2 separate regions of the Homo sapiens genome follow, and region 2 is linked to region 1. A link is a loop called in an ENCODE intact Hi-C map of the cell type or tissue named here. Cell type or tissue: heart right ventricle. All regions are shown on one strand.

Region 1 (8,000 bases):
TTGTTGTACCAGTTGAAATCAAGTTGTGGATGGCATGACACTAAGTCTAAATGTTGCAGTGCACATCTCCTAAAAATAAGCATGTTATTCCTCACAACAACAGCCATCTTAGCACACCTAAGAAAATTGATAATATTGTAGAGAAGGTCATTCCTGACGAGCAATTAAGGAAGACTGCAGTGAGTAAGGATGGAGGTAGTTCTGGAGAGACAGGCATGTTTTTACCACACAGAGGGAGGGAAAAGAATTCTAGACGGAGGGAGCACCTGGAAGCTAATGGCACCACCTGTCCTCTCCGATCAGCTCCCCCTAGCCTCCCTTGTCACGAACTAGTGAAGTTCCTCTGCCATTTGCTTTCCCAATCCCACACCCAGCCCAACCCCAGAACCTCTCCAGTCCACTCCTTTTATGAGAGTCTTCAGAAGAAGAAGACCATATTTACTATGAGCTGCTAAATCCCTGACATTTTACTGTCTTTTTAAATACAAACATATATTTGGTACTTAAACAGTTTAAAGCCTAAAGCCAAAGGAATGAAGCTTGCAAGTTATCAGTGGAATTTCAGACATCTGGGAGTCAATACAGTGCCTAGTTATCTCCTCCCACCCCTCCAAGGAGGATATTTGTTCCTAGAGTCCTTAATATTAGGGGTGTGGATACAAGGACCCAGGTGACAGCCTGAGCTTTGGGCTTCAGTCAGGGGGGCCGGATATTGAGCTTCTACCTCCTTCCCAGCCTGTGGGTTGGTTTTAGGGGAGGAGAAGGATGGGGAAAGGGAATGAGGGAAAAGGGAGAAGGTGAGGGAAAGGAAAGGAAGAGGAAGGGAAGTGGGGGATGGGAGAAGGAAAAAGGAGGAGAGTGGGAGGGAGGAGAATGAGGAAAAGGGAGAACCTGACACTGATGGAAGATAGTTGGAGAAGTTTTCAGATTAAACACAAACTGATTAAAAATGATCAACTTGGCTGGGCGCGGTGGCTCATGCCTGTAATCCCAGCACTTTGGGAGGCTGAGGCGGGCGGATCACCTGAGGTCGGGAGTTCGAGACCAGCCTGACTAGCATGGAGAAGGAGAAACCCTGTCTCTACTAAAAATACAAAATTAGCAGGTTGTGATGGCGCATGCCTATAATCCCAGCTACTTGGGAGGCTGAGGCAGGAGAATCGCTTAAACCCAGGAGGCGGAGGTTGCAGTGAGCCAAGATCACGCCATTGTACTCCAGCCTGGGCAACAAGAGTGAAACTCTGTCTCAAAAAAAAAAAAAAAAAAAAAGAAAGAAAGAAAAAAAATGGTTGAGTTGCCTCCCTTCCCCTCTGTGAAAAACTGTCTCAGTAGGAACTTTGCAAGTGTTTATCCACATTAAAAAACTGCACTGAGCTTTTCACCTATCAGGCAAGGATGGTGTTAAGAATACAAAGGTGATGATAGTCTCTCCTACTCCTTCAAATCCTTCAAAAGAGGATCGTTGACACCTGATATTAATTTAACAATGAACAATTAACTGATTCAACTGCATGATCTCATGTGAACCCGTGACTCAAATGTTATCATTTGTTATCGATCTGAGCCCGTGAGAGCCAATGTTATCAACTCTTTTAGAGAAGAGAAGACTGAGGATGACCACACAGCTAAGGCCACACTGCCGATATTCCATCACTAGTTTTTATTATTTTTCCTTCCCCACACCGAAGATGATTGTCTTTTCCTTGAAACCGGCAGATTGGAAACACAGAGATCATGTTTGTAAATGTGGATGGCACAGAGCTAGGTAGCAGAGCTAATCTGGTTGGACACACCTGAGGTACATAGTTATCCTGCTGGCTGGGATTCTGACCCAAAGCAAGAAGAAATTGAATGGAAGCAAATGTTAAAGTTTCAGTGAGACACAAGTCCAGGGTGGGAAAGACCTGGAGGACATGGGGAACCAAGAGATTTATTGACCACCAGTATGATGTGGCCGCATTTATAGAGGTTCGATGTTCCAAACACCGAGTAACATCTCCATTGTACTTTATACTAGCCAACCTAGCATATCCAGAGCAACTGTGTTCAGTTTTAGATGCTGAAAACTGGGAAGGACATTGACAAAAAGGGGCATTCGGGGAGTCATGACCGGCAAATGATAGGGTGAGAAAAATATATGAGGAACAGCTAATGCAGTTATAGGTGAACAAATTATGAAGATGGAAGACCAAGGGGCAGCATTGTAGCTACCTTCCATCATTTAAAAGGCCACAAAACAAGTAATAGGTTTACTGCATTTTGTTCCTTTGGTCAGAATTACGGAATCATTATGGTGCCTAGTTATTTCCTTCCATCCCTCCAAAGGGGATATTTCTTCCTGGAGTCCTTGAAATAAGTGGTGTTGCCCATGCGATGGCTCACGCCTGTAATCCCAGCACTTTGGGGGGCTGAGGTGGGCAGATCACAAGGTCAGGAGTTCGAGACCAGCCTGCCCAACATGGTGAAACCCCGTCTCTACTAAAAACACAAAAATTAGCCGGCCGTGTTGGCAGGCACTTGTAATTCCAGCTACTTGGGAGGCTGAGATGGGAGAATCGCTTGAACCCGAGAGGTGGAAGTTGCCATGAGCCCTGATTGTGTCACTGCACACCAGCCTGGGTGACAGAGCGAGACTCCGTCAGAAAAAAAAAAAAAAAATTAGCCAGGTGTGGTAACTCCTGCTTGTAATCCCAGCTACTAGGGAGGCTTAGACAGGAGAATTGCTGGAACTCAGGAAGTGCAGGCTGTAGCGAGCCAAGATCACAACACGGCACTCCAGCCTGAGCAACAGACCGAAACTTCTCAAAGAAAAAAAAATGGTGTTGGTACAAAGACCAAGGTGACAACCTGAGCTGCGGGCGTCAGTCAAGGGGGGCCGGATATTGAGCATCTACTTCCTTCCCAGTCTGTGGGTTAGTTTTAGAGGAGGAGAAAGATGGGGAAAAGGAGTGAGGGAAAAGGGAGAAGTTGAGGGAAAGGAAGGAAAGGGCTTATGCCATTTGGGCTTAATATGTTGACTGACTCTGTAACAGCGCTGTCTGATAAGAGAAAGAGCTCTACTGTTTAGTGAGTTTTCCATTACTGGAGTCATTCAAATGAGAGTGTGTGAGTAGCTGTAAAGGGGTCCTTATATGTGGATGTTAAACCCAATATTTAATGTCTTTTCTAACTATAATATTCTATGAACTACTAATAATTATGAGTGCTCAGTATATTCAAGGCCCTGTCTTAGTTGAATGTGATGCGAAATATAAAATACAAGTGTAAAATACTGTCGGTGTATTTTGTCACCATCAGTGAGCGCTTACACAATTTATACAAAAGGTCTAGTTTTGTGCCATTGTGTGTGTGGTTTTTGTGTGTGTGTGCCTCAGCTGGAGTGCAGTGGCACGATCTGGGCTCACTGCAACTTCTGCCTCCTGGGTTCAAGTGCCTCAGCCTTCCAAGTAGCTGGGATTACAGATGCACACCACCACACCCAGCTCATTTTTGTGTTTTTAGTAGAGACGGAGTTTCACCGTGTTGGCCTGGCTGGCATGGAACTCCTGACCTCAGGTGATCGGCCCACCGCAGCCTCCCAAAGTGCTGGGATTACAGGTGTGAGCCACCATGCCCGGCCATAGTTTTGTTCCATTATTAACATGACTTTTCAAGATTGTTGAAGGGACTTTTCAAGATTGTTGAAGCGCTTTTTCAAAGAACTGAAAAGAACTGGCCCATCCAACTACAGCATTTCTTTCCTTTCTGTTGCTCTTTTAATCCACAAGGGGGCAGAATTTACTTAGGGAGGATTAGCCAGGCCTCACCTTTAAGGTAGTTATTCTTAGTAACAAGGATTCTAATGGACAAAGAATGACAGACTACTTTGGATTTAAGCTTATAAGCACTTTGCTGCCATTTGTGGTTATGTGCTAAATTTCCAACCACGTGCATTGAATGTTCAAAGGCCCATGGAAAAAATGAAAATCTTAGAAAATACGGTTAGGCATTTGAGAGGAACTTTTCCCAGGAAATAGAAACGTACACTACTTTAATAACTTAAGATCACTGTTTTAACTTATTCCAACTGAAGCAGATGTTTACTTTGTTTGTCTAAGACCAAAAAAGACTTATTTATTTTTTTAGAGACGGTATTTCACCATGTTGGCCAGGTTGGTCTTGAACTCTGGGTCTCAAGTGATGCCCCTGGCTCGGAAAAAAACTTATTTTAATTGTGGAATTTATTATGAAACAAATCAATTCATCAGATGTGGTCAACTATGGCCTCTAGATAGTTAATAAGAAAAGGCAACGAGGAACGGAACACGTCTGCCCCAATGGCTTCAGGGAGATTAAGGAATTGGCAAAATAACTCTGAAGGCTCTTTCAAGCTTAAAGTTTAGTTTTTGTTCTAGGCCAGTAAATTACGAAACCCTGGAATGCTCTGACTATATGTAATGTAGAATCTCAAGCTTGGGCAGGCCCACAGAAGGTCATTTGGTCACTATCTTGCCTTCAGGCCAATTTCTTTCTTTCTTTTTCTTTTTCTTTTTTTTTTTTTTTTGAGACGGAGTTTTGCTCTTGTCGCCCAGGCTGGAGTGCAGTGGTGTGATCTCGGCTCACGGCAACCTCCGCCTCCAGGGTTGAAGTGATTCTCCTGCCTCAGCCTCCCAAGTAGCTGGGATTACAGGTGCCCGCTACCACGCTTGGCTAATTTTGTGTTTTCAGTAGAGATGGGGTTTCACTATGTTGGTTAGGCTGGTCCCGAACTCCTGACCTCAGGTGAGCCCCCCCACCTCGGCCTCCCAAAGTGCTGGGATCGCAGGCGTGAGCCGCTGTGCTCGGCCATCTGCAGGCCAATTTCATATTTAAAACTAGGCAGCTGAAATGTATCAAGTTATTTACATTCTCTTATTGTCACTGGGGATCTGAAATCACGGCAAAACGGTTCCAAGATCTTGACAGGTCTGTTAGTACCCATTTTTTTTTTTTTTTTTTTTTGAGACGAAGTCTCGCTCTGTCACCCAGGCTGGAGTGCAGTGGCGCAATCTTGGCTCACTGCAAGCTCCGCCTCCCGGGTTCACGCCATTCTCCTGCCTCAGCCTCCTGCATAGCTGGGACTACAGGTGCCCGCCACCACGCCCTGCTAATTTTTTGTATTTTTAGTAGAGACGGGGTTTCACCGTGTTAGGCAGGATGGTCTCGATCTCCTGACCTTGTGATCTGCCCTCCTCGACCTCCCAAAGTACTGGGATTACAGGCGTGAGCCACCACACTCACCCAGTACCCAATTTTTAATTATTGTATATCATAACATATTCAAGGATACTGATGCTACAACATTTTCTTAAACACCCCTTATGCTTCCAGTTGTGGGTACCACAAATTAGCAGGTACATTGACAAAATAATTGGCACCCAGAGGTGAGTAACCTGGAGTGCATATTTGTTCAATAAATGTGAGCAGCACCTGTTACCATTCTAGGTGCTGCCAGGGATACAGAAATGAATGACATTGTCTTTTGTGTATCAAGAGATCACAATCAAATAGAGACACAAAACAGGCACCCAGTTCAAGGCAGTGTACGATCGTCAGTATTGTGTAAGAGTCAAACTGTTTTAGGAATTTAGTGGAGGAAGATCACTAATGTGATCAGGGATGGCTTCATAGTAAAAGAAATGTTTATCCCAGACCTTGAAGAGTACGTTAGAATTTTAGCAGCTATACCTGGCAGGCGATGACCTTCCAGACTGAATGGCAGCCTTAGTGATTAGCAAACCAGTTGCCAAGCTGACTTCTGCGTTTGGCAGATCGGAACATCACTGTGGACCCTTCGTCCTGATAGGTTCTCAAAGTCTGGTGGTGGGAAGGAGGATGGTCAGTAATAAAACATACTGTGCCTGGAAGCTGCACTGCTATTCTACAGACTGGGGGTTGACTATTTGGGAGTAATGTTTTGTGTTGATTTCTCCAGTAATAATTGTCAGGATAAGGATAACAATCTGGTCCACAAAGATCACTCCACCATTCAGAAATACAGCAGGTACCTCTCTGAATTCTGTCCTTGATAATATGCTATTTATGGTTCCATGCATGTATTCATGTTTACACATGCAGAAACACACACACACAACTGCTTGAACACCCTGGCAAGAATGCCTGTGCCAGTACACAGATCAGGCAAGAATGTATGCTTTTGATTCCGAGACTCTCAGAGATCCAGATCTCATGCTAACCTATTTCATTGACATGTCTATTTATAGTCGCTGTCTCGTTCCAAATGTGAAGTCGCTTTCTAAATCTAAATCTTTTATTACCTTCGTCAGAGAGATTCGAACAGAGGCAGAGGGGGCGGGAATTAAAAATAGACACAGACTTACTATGAAAAAGAAAATAATCGATTGTTAGGGATCCATGGCCAGGAAGAATTGAGATTATGTTGATAATTAAAATCCACTGACAAATCCTCAATTCAGCCTTTAGTTTTATCCTGCCCCTTCCACTTTCCTATCAAAGCTAATAACGAAGAGAGAAGATGACTGGTTTGAACTTCATCCCTGCTCCTCTCATTCACTCTCCCTAAGGAGGGGCAGAAGAGCCATGAAACAAAGAATTGAAGGAGCTGCATTTTCTTTCCCTCCCTCCCTCCCTCCCTCCCTCTCTCCCTCCCTTCCTTCCTTCCTTTTTTTTTTTTTGAGATGGGGGAGTCTCACTGTGTTGCCCAGGCTGGTCTTGAACTCCTAGGCTCAAGCAATTCTTCCTCCTTGGCCTTCCAAAGGGCAAGGATTACAGGCGTGAGACACCACTCCCAGCCCTGCATTTTCTACTCACAGGAAAATCATGTCCTACATGATAAAAATCACAGATAGTACAAATTTGGCAACCTATAATTTTTAAAACCCCCAAATGTAACACTTCTTAATAATAGTAATTTTTGAGGACTTATTATGTGCAAAGCATTGGTACTTGATTTATATTCATTTCCATTTCTTCATCTTCTCAATAATCTTGTGAAGTAAGCACTATTATCTTCATTCTACAGACAGATACTGAAATGCAGAAAGATTAACTTGCCCAAGATCGCACAGATTACGAGGAATTGAGCCACTATTCTAATCCAGCCATTTAACTCTAAGACCTATACCCTGAACAGTATATTGGACTGCTACCCAGTATAGGTAGCTAACACAAATTTTTTGCTCTGGATTCCCCTTAAAGCTTTCACCTTCATGTTTTCTACTCTTGGTCATCTACAAAAAAGTATATATTGAGACAGGGTCTCGCTCTGTTGCCCAGGCTGAAGTGCAGTGGTGTGATCATAGCTCACTGCAGCCTGAATCTCCTAGGCTCAAGCGATCCTCCTGCCTCAGCCTCCTGAGCATCTGGAACTACAAGTGTGCACCAGCACACCTGGCTAATTTAAATTTTTTTTTTTTTGGTAGAGACAAGGTCTTGCTGTGTTGCCCAGGCTGGTCTCCAACTCCTGGGCTCAAGCGATCCTCTTTTCTAGGCTCTCAAAGTGCTGGGATTACAGGTGTGAGCCACTGCACCTGGCCTAGAAATGTTTTTCAATTTATTTTTCTTTACTTAGACTCCCATTTTTTACATATATATAAACTCACAGTCTTCTTTACTGTTATTTGGAATAGATTAAATATTATGATTCAACAATGGCATTTTAGAGTAGGCTTTCAGAAACTACATGTCATTAATGTAATGCTGATCAGAAACAAGTAGACACAAAAGAGTACATTCTATAGGATTCCATTCTATATGATTCCAGGGTACAGAAACAGAAAAAAAAAATCTGTGCTGTTAGAAGTCTAGGTAGTGGTTACTCCTGGAGTAAGCAGTAGTGAATATAAGGGAACATGGTGGGGCCTTCCAAGGTGCCGGTTCTATTTCTTGATTTGGGTGCTTGTTACTTGGGTGTGACCATTTCACGAAATTTGTTGAGCTCTTTATGATGGCTGTGTTCTTCTGTATGTATATTATATTTTATATTATCTATTGCTGCATAC
Region 2 (8,000 bases), 380 kb after region 1:
GGCTTGGGCAAAGATTAGAAGGGTGAATTGGAAGCAGTGATGTGAGACAGATGAGATGATATGAATGAGATGAGGCAGGCGCTTCGATGGCCAGGATGACCAGGATATAGCAATAGAGAAGCAAGAAAGAATAGTCAAAAGGGTCTTGGTCTTTATTTTAAGAGCCCAGGAAGCCACTGAAGATCTTTGAGACGGGAGATGACAGGATCAGATTTGCTTATGAAAAAATTGCTTACAAAAACACAGAGGCTGTTTCATGGACACTAGGAGATCAGCTGAGGCCCTTAGGAGCCTATTACTGTATCCAAGCTAAGGATGTTCATGTCTTGGAATGTGGATGGTGATAGTGAAAAAAAGAAGCAGACAAATTCAAGATATATTTAGGAGATAAAATGTCCAGGGCTTGATCATGAATTGGGTACATATGGGTGTGAGAGAAGGGAGGTGTTCAGAGTTGAGTCCTAGGATTCCAGCTTGCTCAGCTAGGGGGTGCCATCTATTGAAAGGTAAGGAAGCAGAGTTTTAGAGGAGGCAAGAGAAGGTTGGGTCAGATCACAGGTGAGAAGATTACCCTTGAACAGGAGAGACTAATTGAGGTGGATGCAGGTGAGTTCCTAGGTGCTATGGTAGGAAGGCGAGGAGGTTAGCGGCAGCAGGATCTGTTTTCTCTGTGTGATAGAAAATGATGTCTCCTAACTAAGATCAGTGAAGGTGGAATGAGAATAGTGTGATGTTTGGATATAATTAATTCTGGGACTTTTTTTGTGTCAACTTTTCTCCAAGTACCTTAAAAGACATTTGTGGCTGGGTGCAGTGGCTCACGCCTGTAATCCCAGCACTTTGGGAGGCTGAGGTGGGTGGATCACCTGAGGTCGGGAGTTTGAGACCAGCGTGGCCAAAATGATGAAACCCTGTCTCTACTAAAAATACAAAAATTAGCAGGTGTGGTGGTGCACGTCATGCTAGAGTAAGATCATCACTGCCAACTCAGGTCTAGCCACTGGGATAGGTAGCTTCCTAGTAGAAGAGGAAGTCTTTTCAATTTTGCTTATTCTGTTCCAGAAATATGTCCCCAGTAGCATATTTCCAGAATAGTCTGGCTCCGTCTACCTGCTTGGCCAGTGAATTCCCCATGGACTCACGGACATTCCCGTGATCCCTTACCATGGGGAGAGAGCCAAGTTGCAAACCCTCTGGGAGCAGTGCTCCCTGCCCCTCCCCTTCCCCCAGCACCAGCAGCTGACATCACATGCAGGTACAGCTTCATCCTCCTTGTCTGAGGACAAAGGAGGAGAGGAAACTCACCAAGTGCCCAGAGCTCTGCCAGATGTTGAAAGATGGAGGAGGGCTTCATTTGGAGCTGTGGCTTGGGCAGGAGGCAGAGGGGATCTCGGTAACGCAGGACCCCAGGCTTGCCCACCCTGGGCCCTCCATCTGCCTGTGTTTTATATTGAACCACACGGAGGGGAGAGCTTATGTGCAGGAGCCCACAGTTGACAGCTGGGGTAGCTGCAAGGGCAGCAAGTCCACGCAGCTCCAGAGTGAGCCCCCAGCCCTTGAGGTCCCAGCTGCCATGTGGCCAGCCCTCCCCTGAGCCCAGCATGGTGCAGAATCTACAGCCAGAGACCGTCTCTTGCAGCACTGCTGTAAAGCAGGCTTGTCACTACCACGTCTCCTCCCTGAGGAAGAAGCTGGCCTTTCTGCGAGCCAAGTAGGTGGTGGGGACCCTGGAGATTAGGTTTGGGATTGCCTGGGTTGGCTCCCATGTTTGGAGATATTGTAGGTCCCTGCCCAAGAGGGACACTCGGTGATCCATTGCAAGAGGCTGAAGGGAAAGGCCAAGGGGTATGGGTGGCTGGGATGTTGACTGGGAGACTGAGTCTGTGCCTCACTGTGTGCCTCCCAACGAGGTGCCTTGGCCTCCGGGTCCTTCTTCATAACTGGCCAGGGACCATTACTTTTCTCCTTTATGATAAGTTGCTCCAGTCCATAAAGAACTTGGAAATCCTGAGAAAGGTGCGGTAGGGAACAGTGTAGTCTGCCTGTGTAGCATCCCCTGGACAGGGGCGCTGGCGTCTCTGGGGTGTGGATCATTCTCTTCCACTTACAGAGACCTAAGCAGTAGGTGTTTGGGGCCATTGCTGTGTGTTCATTTCTATATCACCTCGTCGGGCACTTTGGTCTGACTCCAGAATTATTTGAGCATGCATCAGATGTGGGGTGCTTTTTCCTAAAACAGCCCCCATACCTGGCAGATGGGCTGCAGTGGCTCCTGGCTGAATCTGCCCTGCCCTCTTGGCCTCTGTAACTAGAAGAAGGAGATTTCCTGGAGGAGGAAGAGGTTCCAGCCCCTAAGGTTAGAATTAAATTTGAAGGCTGACAGGCATTCAAGAGAGAGGATCATGTAAACTTATGGGCAGGTTTGTGTGTTTTTGCTTTTGTTTTGGCGTAAAGAGAAACATCACTGAGAAAGATGGAATGAATGAAGTGAGGAGAGAAAAGGAAGGAGAAAGGCAGAAAGAGGGGCCAAATGGATTTCAGAGGTAGGGAGAGGCTAGAGGCAGTAGGTGGCTTAACCTCAATCCTCTCTCTCTCTCTGTCTCTCTCTTTCACACATACACACACACACACACACACACACACACACGCATAGGCATAGATGCCTGTGATTGTTTAGCTGTCTATTGACAAGGGTTTCTCATGGCTAAAGTTTTGGGGCTGGTGAGCAAAGACTGTGTCCCTCTCTGATTAGATGACTTCTCTGGTACCGATATTCAGCGCTGTGCCTTGCACACAGTAGGTTCTCAACAGATAATGGTAGAATAAGGAAGTCTCTGATCCTGTGATGTGGTGCAAGGACAAGATTCAGTAATGGCTGCGGGGAACTCAGGTTTTGGAGACCAAAATACCTTAGTTTAAATTCCAGCTCTGCCACATCCTGGCTGTGGTGCTTTTGCAAAAACATTTCATCCTCTCTGAATGTTTCCTTTCTGAAAAATGAAGATAATTGTACTTACTTTATGGAGCTTGTGGGGATTGAACTGAGATAAAATAAGAAAGGCACTTAGCACTGTGTCTGGACGTAGCACACAGTAAGTGGCAGCTTGTGTCACTGTCAGCAAATAGTAGGCCTGGGCTTAGCCTGCAAGGGGTGTGGAGAGTGAGTTTTGAGCAGGAGGTTTGCAAACTTATTAAGGGAAGCCACACATGAATCCATGAGAAGTAATGTTTGACTTCCCAGTTGCCAGGGGAAGCCAGTTATATAAACTCTGGTCCTCACTGTCCTGGTGAGAGACAGCTGCCTTGAGGGTGGGGTGAAAAGCCCAGAGTGGCAGTTGTGTGGACGGGCTTCCAGACCTACCCGCAGGCAGCCCACTCGAACTCCATGTGGAACGTGGGCCCAGAAGGTGTTCAGCTTGTTCCAGCTGATTAGGAAGAGGGTCCCATCTCAGAAGAGGCTCACTTTGATTAAATTCTGCAGTGGAAGTGTCCCTTTGTAAACAGCTTCAGTAGAGGCCCCAGATGTTCCTATTGTTCAGATCCCAGGAACAATGTTGTTAATAGTGGTGCTGTTGGTGGAGAGGAAGACCTGAGTTCTTCCTCCCTGTTAGTGACTCATCACTCGAACTGCTCTCAGCTCAGATTCCTCACCTGGGAGCTGTCACATCTCAGAGAGGCTGCCTCTTACCCCTTTGTCCCAGTAGGGTTTCTCTCCCTCACTTGCATCAAAATAAATGGCTTATTTTCCATTTTAGCATTAATCACATTATAATTGTATTTATTTGTTGACTTGATCATTGTCTGTCTCCCCAACTAGTCCCTAAATTGCATGAGAGCAGGGACCATCTTTGTTTTATTGTGTCCGCAACACTTAGCACAGTGCCTGGCACATAATCATACTTAACTACTTACTAAATGAGTAAATGAACCAATGAATAACCATATACGACTTTTTGTTAATGCTGACATTCTAGGATCATGGAATTTCGTGACTGTAGCCCAAATGGAGGGCAAAGACTGACCTTTACACATCTATTAACCTTTTTAAACTTTTCATGCTCATGGAAATGTTTTGATCTGTGACCACCTCTCACATGTTCCCCTTTCTCTGATCCACCTGCACATATGCTTAGGGGGTCACATGGTCTTGTGGAAGACAGCACTTAAGGCCTTTTTTTTTTTTTTTTAGGTCTGAGCTAAGCTCTGACTTTTGAGGGCAGGGCAAAGAAGCAAGTGAGTGCTCCTGTCTTGCTCCTGCTTCCCCAAGTTCCCAGCTTAGAGCTCCTCTTTAGCAGTCCTGGCTGCTTCTGTGGCTGTCAGCAGAACTGTCTGCAGGTGTAACCATCACCTGCTCTGTTTCTCCTACTCTAGCCCTTCTTCTTTGTGCCTGAGAAAGGGGGGTTGTTAATTATAGCTCAGCAAACTCCTCTTATCTTTGCTGATGCCATAGTTGGGATTTAGATTTGGACAACTGGCAGGATGGATGGTAATTTTTATTCCCCAGCTTCCCTACTTCCTGCTGGGAGAAATTCCATCCTCCTACCAGCCTCAGCGAAGAAGGAATGTGAGTGGGTGGCAACTCGGGGGCTCAAAACAGAGAGTCCGATCTTAGGCTTGTCCTGCTCTCTGCTGCATTCTTTGCCTCCCTTGTACTCCAGGGTTGAGATGAAGTCAGGGGATAAACTGCTGGGTTCTCTTTTCAATCACTCACTGATTAATCATGTAAGCTCGGGAGAGCTCTTTACTACTCCTAACTTGCTCTTCTAGGTATTGAGGAAGTCATTGTACCAGAAGTTGATGCTCCGGCTTGGATTCAAACACCTATCACTAAAATTGTTTGAGCACATACCATATGTATATATACATACACACACACACACACACACACACAGACACACATACACACACACATAAATTATGTGTGTACTTCTGTACTAAATATTTTATGTATACTGTAATATAATGAAACAAATTTTAATAAGATGGAATAAACATAAATATAAATACAAGCCCTAATATGCTTTTTAAAAAATTAAAAAAATTCCATGGATACATAGTAGGTGTATATGTTTATGGGTTACATGAGACACTTTAATACAGGGATGTAATAGTCACAGCATGGAAGATAGGGTGTCCATCCCCTCAAGCATGTATTCTTTGTGTTACAAACAATTCAGTTATACTCTTTTAGTTATTTTAAAATGTACAATGATTATTGACTATAATCACCCTGTTGTGCTATCAAATACTAGGTCGCATTTTTTCTATTTTTTCTGTACCCATTGATCAGCCCCACTTCCCCCCACTTTTCCACTACCCTTCTCAGCCTCTGGTAACCATTCTTCTACTCTCTTTCTCCATGAGTTCAATTGTTTTGCTTTTTAGTTCCCCCAAATAAGTGAAACCATGCGAAGTTTGTCTTTCTTCTTCTTTTTTTTTTTTTTGTCTTTTCTTGTTTTTTATTTTTTGTGCATCGGTTGTGTGTTTTTTTGATTTGAGGTCACTATGAGGCTTGCAAATACTATCTTATAACCCATTATTTTAAACTGATGACAGCTTAACACTGATTGCATAAACAAACTAACAAACAAAAACAAATAAAAACTCTACACTTTAATTTTGCTTTTTAGCTTTCTGTTGTTCTTTATGTCTTATTGTACTTTCTGCGTCTTGAAAAGTTGCCATAGATATTATTTTTGATTGGTTCATCATTTAGTCTTTCTATGGAAGATAAGAGTACATTATACAACACAATTACAGTGATATAATATTCTGTGTTTTTCTGTGTACTATTACATGTGAGTTTTCTACCTTTAGATGATTTCTTTTTGCTCATTAACATCCTTTTCTTTCAGATTAAAGAACTCCCTTCAGCATTTCTTATAGGACAGGTCTGGAGTTGATGAAATCCCTCAGCTTTTGTTTGTCTGGGAAGGTCTTTATTTCTCCCTTGTGCTTAAAGGTTACTTTCACCAGATGTACTATTCTAGGGTAAAAGGTTTTTTTTTTCCTTCGGCACTTTAAATATGTCATGCCACTTTTTCCTAGCTTGTCAGGTTTGCACTGAGAAGTTTGCTGCCAGATGTATTGGAGTTCAATTGTATGTTGTTTCTTTTCTCTCGCTGCTTTTAGGATCCTTTTTTAAAATCCTTGGCCTTTGGGAATTTGACTACTAAATGCCTAAGCTAGTCTTCTTTGGGTTAACTCTGCTTGGTGCTCTATAACCTTCTTGTACTTCAATATTGATATCTTTCTCTAGGTTTGAGAAGTTCTGATATCATCCCTTTGAATAAGCTTTCTACCCCTATCTCTTTCTGTAAGGCCAATAACTCTTAGATTTACCCTTTTGAGGCTGTTTTCTAGATCTCGTAGGCATGCTTCATTGTTTTTTATTCTTTTGTCGCCTCTAACTGTATTTTCATATTTCATATAGTCTGTCTTCTAGTTCACCAATTCTTCCTTCTGCTTGACCAGTTCTGCTATTAAGAGAGTCTGATGCATTCTTCAGCATGCTAGTTGCATTTTCCACCTCTAGAATTTCTGCTTAATTCATTTTAATAATTTCAATCTCTTTGTTAAATTTATCTCATAGAATTCTGAATTCCTTCTCTGTGCTATGTTAAATTTCTGAATTTCTTCAAAACAGCTATTTTGAATTCTCCGTCTGAAAAGTCACATATCTCTGTTTCTCCAGGACTGGTCCTTGGTGCCTTATTTAGTTTGTTTGACGAGGTCATGTTTTCCTAGATGTGGTGTTGATGCTTGTAGATGTTCTTTGGTGTCTGTGCATTGAAGAGTTAGGCATTTATTGTAGTCTTCACAGTCTTGGCTTGTTTGTGCTTATTCTTTTTGTGAAGGCTTTTCAGGTATTTGAAGGCATTTGGCCCCCAAACCAAATAATGTTGTGGTTCTTGTCTACTCATGGAGGTGCCACTTTGGTGGTCTTGGAGAACATCAAGAAGAATTCTCTTGATTGCCATGCAGAGACTCTTGTTCTCTTCCCTTACTTTCTCCCAAACAAATGCAGTTTCTCACTGTGGTTAGCCTCCTGGAACTGAGAGTAGGGAAACAGAAGCACCCCTGTCGCCACCACCATGGGGACTGCACTGGTTCAGACCTGAGGCCAGCACACTATTGAGTCTCACTCAAAGCCTGCTGTAACCATGACCTGGCTACCATGTAAGTTCACTCAAGATCCTAGGGCTCTACAATCAGCTGGTGACAAAGCCAGCCAGGTTTATGGCCCTCCCTTCAGGGCAGCAAGTTCCCCTAGGCCCCAGATGAGTCCAGAGATGCTGTCTTAGAGCCAGGGATTGAAGTAAAAAACCTTAGAAATTTACCTGGTGTTCTATTCTACTGCAGCTAAGCTGGCAGCCAGGTGCTGTGGCTCACGCCTGTAATCCCAGCACTTTGGGAGGCTGAGGCAGGCGGATCATGAGGTCAGGAATTTGAGACCAGCCTGGCCAACACAGTGAAACCCCGTCTCTACTAAAAATACAAAAATTAGCAGGGCATGGTGGTGGGTGCCTGTAATCCCAGCTACTCAGGAGGCTGAGGCAGGAGAATCGCTTGAACCCGGGAGGCAGAGGTTGCAGTGAGCCAAGATTTCGCCACCACTCCCCAGCCTGGGCGGTAAAGCTAGAATCTGTCTCAAAAAAAAAAAAAAAAAAAAATGGTAAGCTAAGCTGGCATATAAACCACAAGAAAAAGTTCTTCCCACTCTTCCCTCCCCCTTCCCGGCCAGAGGAGCCTCTCCCTGTGGCCACCACCACCGGCCAACAGGGGGTTTTGCCAGGCCACTGCTGATGTTCACTTAAAGTCCAAAGACTTTTCATTCCGCTTGTGATGAATGCTGCCAGGCCTGGGACCCACCCTTCAGGGCAGTGAGCTCCCCTCTGGTCCAGAGCAGGTCCAGAAATGCTGACCACGAGCCTTGAACTGGACCTGGGGACCCCAAGAGCCTGCTTGGCGCTCTTCCTCACTGTGGTCAAGCTTGTACT

What was found. Hi-C counts contacts between places; a loop is a spot of excess contacts. Peaks named below come from ENCODE experiments on the same cell type or tissue, not always from the same donor. Only the 100,000 strongest peaks of a DNase experiment are listed, where the experiment ranks them.
Region 2: a loop joins it to region 1, with 5 times the contacts of the local background. A loop is called at or near these places in 4 of 110 quality-filtered maps.

The regions. Positions count from the first base shown.
Region 1 is chr11:123,107,812-123,115,811 of GRCh38, forward strand. All of the region lies in intron 1 of CLMP (CXADR like cell adhesion molecule), which reads right to left. Among named protein-coding and RNA genes, the nearest start is that of HSPA8, 50 kb to the left of the region's middle. In heart right ventricle, a CTCF peak has its summit at 3,769 (motif pointing right); no DNase peak of the experiment used is centred here; H3K27ac peaks cover 569 bases; H3K27me3 peaks cover 1,305 bases.
Region 2 is chr11:123,490,249-123,498,248 of GRCh38, forward strand. The region is part of intron 2 of GRAMD1B (GRAM domain containing 1B); the gene reads left to right. Among named protein-coding and RNA genes, the nearest start is that of GRAMD1B, 64 kb to the left of the region's middle. RefSeq lists enhancers at 3,217-3,733, 3,734-4,250. In heart right ventricle, no CTCF peak of the experiment used is centred here; no DNase peak of the experiment used is centred here.